Regions from separate parts of the Homo sapiens genome. Here region 1 is linked to region 2. A link is a contact called in ENCODE Hi-C or POLR2A ChIA-PET data. All regions are on one chromosome and are shown on one strand. Each heading gives the region's core, a stretch centred on a gene start or an enhancer-like site at or near the end of the contact. The rest is flanking DNA. Distances are from core to core; before and after follow the strand shown. Region 1 has its middle 82 kb from the start of MIR3125. Region 2 overlaps MIR3681HG (MIR3681 host gene).

Region 1 (2,978 bases), core at 302-2,801, 360 kb before region 2:
TTCTTTCATATTGTCAAAGTTCCATAGAGGGCATAGGAGGAAAGGGTGATTTTACCAAAATGAAATTAGCTTTTGTATTCATCTGCACCTGGAAGAGCTCCTGGCACATAACAAAGAGAGAATACAGTACAAAGAGAACAGACTTGGAGGTCAGACAGACCTGTTTCCATCCCAGCTTCATGCTGACCTACCAACTTACTGACTGTGTGGCTTGGGGCCAGTTGCTTGACCTCTCTGAACTTGATTTTCATATATGTAAAATAAGACAATAAAACATCCTGAGAATGTGTAAGATATGAATCATTTTGCTTCCAATGCCTACCATTGAGTCTGGCAAACAATATTCAATAAGTGGTTCATTATTCAATATGAATTTGTTTAAGTGAACCAGGTGTATTTTCTAGAAAATTAATGCGGATTAATCCCTTTAAGTTCCAAGAAGAGTTTCCATGAGAATTTTAATTCAATATCAAACAGTGTCTAAGTGTTGTTACATAATTTTCTGTCTTCTTAAACAACACCACATTTTCTTTATGGTGCAGGGTCATCTTGCAAAATAATAAATATTTATGGAGGAGTTCACTATAAATATAAATAATCTCAGGGTTTTGGACACTTATGTTTTGTGACTTTATGACATTTTAGCTCCAACATTACATTTTTATATTCATACACGAATACTTTACTGAGTAAGAAGAGAGGAAACACAGTGTATTAGTGAAAAACTAGACTGAGAGTTGCAAGCATTGGCTTCCAATGCCATGCATTCCGTATGTCATATTCTCATCTAGAAAGAAAAAAAGAAAGTACACAGAAATATCTAGAAAAGACCTTTCTGTTGTTCCTATATTCTGTTTTGTTTATGTACGTCATTTTTCTCTCTGAAGCATTTTACTGGCCACCCTGAGGAATTCAGAGCCAGTGTCTCAAAGGAGGCCAAATGATAGCCAGGGTTTTTCTTGTGAAGCAATTAAGGCAAAGCCAGTTGCAAGAATGTGATGTGGGTTTTTGTGTAGAAAGAGGAAGTATGTGGGCAATTTGCTTGTTTGGTTATCAAAAACAAAATGTTCCAGGTTGTTGCATATTAAATAGAGGAGTCTCGTCTACTTAATCTTCAGTCTAAAAGACCCCTCCCATACAAAACCACCACAGACACTGGTTCTAATCAGCATTTTCTTCTTTGATAGGAAAACAATCAAGGCACTTTTCTCTAACATTAAACTGATATAAAGATTTGAACAAAAAGCAAGGATTTAAGTAAAAATAAAAGCAAAATGAAAGAAAGGTAACGAGGACACAAATTCAGAGAGAAAGACCTAGTGACAGAGACAGAAGAGCAGAAAAGGAAAAACAAACAAACAAACAAACAAACAAAACCAAAGGAAGGCAGATCCAGAGTACAACTGAAAGAGACCTTGACTATTTTCAAATTAAGCCTGTCTTTTTTCCCATAATAACAGTTACTTCATATCCTCTCAAAGTTGGCATGTTTCTCTTGGGAAGATAAATCCTCTCTGGCAAGCTCGCCACATTCAAGCTGAAGCAGGAAGCCCCAGTCATCATTGCATTATGCAATCCTGTGTCCGGCCAATAATTGCCTATCTGACATGCTAGCCTCCCACATTCCTGAGATTCATCTAGAACAGCCAGATTAGATTAGTGTGTATTTTCAGCTAGCCGACATCACCCTTAGCTGATGTGTCTCCTTTTGTCAGCCAAGGCTCTCCTGTTTTGCTCTACCCTATCCAATTTGTCCATACCCAGAGCAGCAAGTTCTTCCTATGGAAAGAAGGAAAGACAGATCTTTAGAGAGGACAGGCTTTATCCCAAGCCCCTATTACCAAAAAGTGTGGTATGGTGAAACTCCATGGTCAAGAAGCAACTGAAGGCAGTAAGAAAAATCTGGGTGACCAATTCGTCATTCCAGCTTAAGAATACACAACTGACATCATGTAGTACAAAGAACACAAGTGAAAGTTTAGAAAAATGAGGCTTGAGCCCTGTGTCAGCCACCCACTTGCTGTGTGATTCGAGATGTTTCTTCACTTTTCTAAGCCTCAGTCTCTTCATCCTTAAGTTAGACACAATAATAGATACTTCATCGGGTTATTGAAATGATCAAATGAGATGATGTGACCCTTGGACCATATTTTCCCATCAATAAATGCTATTGATGTGTGCTGGATATTTGTCAAGCATTGCCTCAATGTTTGTGTTTCCAGTCCTGTGTTCTGTGATAGCGTTTAGCGTAGTGTGCTGTAACTGTGTATGCACGCTCTTCTAACATAGTAGCAGTGCGTGCCTTCATCCGGAGCCTACCAGAGGGTATGAAAATCAGGCAATCAGGCATTTGCATTGAATATCGAAGAAAAAGAAAAAAGAAGAGAGGGCGAATTAAACAAGGAGAAAGGAAGGAAGGAAGAAAGGGAAGGAGAGAGGGAGGGAGGGACGGAGGCTGGGAGGGAAGGAGGGAGGGAGGACGGAGGGAGAAGGGAAGGAAGGAAGGAAAACCCATGATTAAGCAGTCAGCCAAACTAGGGTTAGAGTAAATGGATTAACCTTCAACACTTGATTCTCCCCTACTCTCTATAGACCACACTACTCTAACCAGCTGAGCTTCCTCACTGAACAGCATCTGCCATTCTATTTCTGTCACCATGCTTTTATTCATGTGGCCCCCATGCCTGGGATATTCTCCATCCTCATCACTAGCTCTTCCAAAGTTCCTCATCTTACAATAGTTGGCACTGTGGCTTCTTTGGGGGAGCCCCTCTTGACTACTCTAGGCCACACAATGACTAATTTCAATGATTCCACTTTTTAGTCTATTTCATGGCCGAATCATCTCTGCCCAGGACGTTATTCTGTAAGTCCTACTACTAGAGTTCTGAGAAGAATGTTCTTGGCATGACCTATACTCTTCAGTCTTGGGAGGCTGGAGTCCTTGTCTGGCCAGTGGTTCATAGAACTGGGCCTCA
Region 2 (3,294 bases), core at 146-2,645:
TGTATTAAGCATGTAATTATGCACCATAATAATGTCTCACGTTTTCCCAAGATTTTATATTTAACCAATTTCATGTCAATTATATCACTGAACACTAATTCCCTTTCCCCATCCTGTCCCATTCTCTTGCACTGCCAACTCTTCCCTCAGAACACATACTCAAGAAGCATGGAATGTTGACCATGTTTGGAGGTTGAGGAAACGGACATTTGCAGAGGGTGAATGATGCCCCAAAGTTAGAGAAACACCAACTAGAGAAGCAACTGTGTAAACAGACTATGAGCTGATGGTTTTGTTTTTAGGGACACAGCTCAAATTCCCTAGGACTGTGCTTTGCTTATAGTACACCATTAGATGGAAGCCCAGCTCTTGCACAGTGATTTCTGGCACCTCTGAGTGTAGAAGTATTTCTCCTTCTTCAATCTCCCTCCATACCTGCCTCCCCAGGCTCCATAAACTTCTCCCTTATGATGCCCTGCCATCTGCTATTTCCAGAATCCACTCACAGATGTGCCTCTTCTACCAATAAACTGTGAGCATGTGAAGGGCAGTGCCCATGGCTGACTCTTCCCTGTATCTGTTGACCCCACCCCAAGTATTAATGTAGGTCCTGGGGCGGAATGATGTTTGATAAGTGAGCATGAAACAGGACCCATTACGGCGAGCAGTTTAAGATGAGGAAAATTAAGAGTTGGAAGGGAACTAATATGTATTGATCCCCTATGCATGCCAGGCTATAGCCTCAGTCCTTTACAGTTATTCTCCACTAATTTCTGACTTCCTATTACCATCCTCATCATAAAGAGGAAGAAAATCCCACTCAGCGAGATTAAGTCATTTGCCAGTCATCAGGATTTGCATCCAGATTGGGCAATTCCCTAATCGGTACTCTTTGTACTAAAAGACAACCCCAGGTGAATTGGCAGGATCCAAAGACTAATCCTATTTATATTCATCACAGGAGCATAATGTACCAAATACCTGAGAAGAAACAGGATAGGAAATTTTCTGTGTGTATTTTATCTGTGCAGGGAGCATTGGGGTCTATTTTCATTGGCTTTATCCCCCTTTTTTTTACTTAAAACTAATAACAACTGAATATTTTCCACTGGCGTATAAATGGATGTCTCAATTGCAAAGGTGCCGACAGCTCAGTCTTACTTAACTTTCAGTTTAGGTATCCACCCTGCATTGCACAATCATCAAATGAGATATGATGCAATTTTTTTTAAACAGACTTTGCAAAACAAGTATTGAGTAACCAGAATCTCTTTTTCCTTGTATGTGCCTAGCAACCTTGCAGGTCTGTTTGACAGGAAAAATTTGCCCTTGGACAGCAATTCAGAAAGATACTTAAAGGCTGAGAAAAGCATGAGGCTCTGGAGTGTCGCAATCAGTGGGTCAGGCTGATTAACCAAAAAGGAAGTGCTTGGGCTCCCCCGTTGCTCCGCCCCTCTCTGTGTAAGGCAGCAGGGTCAGAGAGAGAAGCCAAATTTATCTGACACATTCCTCTGTTTACTTTGTGGACTGTAGAGCTTGGTGAAAAGCTTTCTCAGATATATATATTATATATAATATATATTATATATATTATATATTATATATATATTATATATATATTATATATATTATATATATTATATATATTATATATTATATATATAATATATATATATTATATTATATATATTATATAATATATAATATATTATATATTATATAATATATTATATATATTATATATTATATAATATATATATACACACACACGTACATATATGTATGTGTATATATAGTATATATGTATATATATAGTATATATGTATGTGTATATATAGTATATATATATGTATGTATATATATAGTATATATATTATTGTTAAAAGAATGATGCAACATTGCAGAAATTTTTGAAAAGTGAAAAATTAATCATGCATCATTTCATCACCCCAACAAATGTGTTTTCGGTTTTATTTATTTCCTTCCAGGCGTCCTCCTCATTCATACATATTTTACACACTGGGACAGAATCCAGGAAACACCATCTGCTGAGCACTATTTGGTCAGAAACTGGACTCAATGATTTAGATTTTTAATCAAATTTATTTCTGACAAAATTCCTCCAAGGTCAAAAGATTGTCTCCATTTTACAGATTAAAATGCAACCACTACCTAAGAAAATATTAGTACCTGCCTGAAGTTCCCGGGTCAAGTCATGAATCTGGGATTCAAATACAGTTTTGTTTGCCCACAGAACCAGTGGTTTATTCTACATCGTCACTCAGCTTTATATTTTTCTTATTTACCATTATATATAAGTATGTTATTTTATGATACTCATCTATATTAATATGTTAATATATGTAATCTAAGTACTAATGATGTGTCACCATTTACTCTACAATATTAAGTTTTGGAGCAGATATTAATCTCAGCCTGCAAAAAATCAATTTTGCAAGAATGTAATTGTATTTTCTGTACATGGGCAATATTCATTTCAAACCTCTGTTTTGCTACATGGTAGAAACTTAATCTCATCAATTGGGGACTTACACTCCTGAAACCTGTAAAATTCCAGAGATTGTTTTTGTGTTCCATGTTCTTAATTAGTGCCATGCTTGGGTAAAAAGCCACGCATGTGGCTTTTATGTTTACCTCTCTCCATTGTAACATCCCCTGGGATGGCCTGATACCCTTCCAACTCCTAGTTATCGGTCCTTAAATGCCACTGCGCATCCTCCTTTGCCCGACTGCAAAGCCTGTGCACTTCCGGCTTAAAGTAGCCACTCCTAGGCCTCTCTTCAGAGCAAGAAACAGGAGTAGCAGGACTGAGTGAATTGGTTTTCCACGCCTTCATGGCTCTGGCTTTCCATGGTCTTGCTTTCTCATTAGTTGGATTCCTATTTACAATGGATCTGCTGCATTTCCAAAGAAGACTCTCAGCCACATGCTACAAAGTTATCAGCAGCGGCTGTGATGATTGGGATGAAACGTGGGATGTGTCAAGGCAAGAGAGGACACTCAAGTGGTGGCTCACACCTGTAATCCCAGCACTTTGGGAGGCCGAGGCAGGCGCATCACGAGGTCAGGAGATCGAGACCATCCTGGCTAACCCAGTGAAACCCCGTCTCTACTAAAAATACAAAAAAAAAAAAAAATTAGCCAGGCGTGGTAGCGGGCGCCTGTAGTATGAGCTACTTGGGAGGCTGAAACAGGAGAATGGCGTGAACCCGGGAGGTGGAGCTTGCAGTGAGCTGAGATCACGCCACTGCACTCCAGCCTGGGCAACAGAGC

What was found. Hi-C counts contacts between places; a loop is a spot of excess contacts on that map. ChIA-PET counts read pairs that join two places held with the same protein, here RNA polymerase II (POLR2A). Pooled maps may share reads with other maps.
Region 1: a loop to region 2 is called in a map of gastrocnemius medialis, with 2.3 times the contacts of the local background. The contact joins two enhancer-like sites. A Hi-C loop is called at or near these places in 2 of 168 maps with a recorded cell type or tissue (ascending aorta and gastrocnemius medialis) and 4 of 50 pooled maps. POLR2A ChIA-PET finds 5 or more read pairs at or near these places in 2 of 52 experiments (Panc1 and naive thymus-derived CD4-positive, alpha-beta T cell).

Annotation. Positions count from the first base shown.
Region 1 is chr2:12,817,889-12,820,866 of GRCh38, reverse strand. No RefSeq gene overlaps it. Among named protein-coding and RNA genes, the nearest start is that of MIR3125, 82 kb to the right of the region's middle. Within about 2 kb of position 1,551, at least 20 of the 41 ENCODE cell types and tissues checked have a DNase peak (open chromatin) inside an H3K27ac peak, as active enhancers do; they include gastrocnemius medialis, where a contact is called at or near this core.
Region 2 is chr2:12,454,537-12,457,830 of GRCh38, reverse strand. The region is part of intron 4 of MIR3681HG (MIR3681 host gene); the gene reads right to left. All of the region lies in intron 1 of LOC105373431 (a long non-coding RNA gene), which reads left to right. Among named protein-coding and RNA genes, the nearest start is that of MIR3681, 260 kb to the right of the region's middle. Within about 2 kb of position 1,395, at least 27 of the 41 ENCODE cell types and tissues checked have a DNase peak (open chromatin) inside an H3K27ac peak, as active enhancers do; they include gastrocnemius medialis, where a contact is called at or near this core.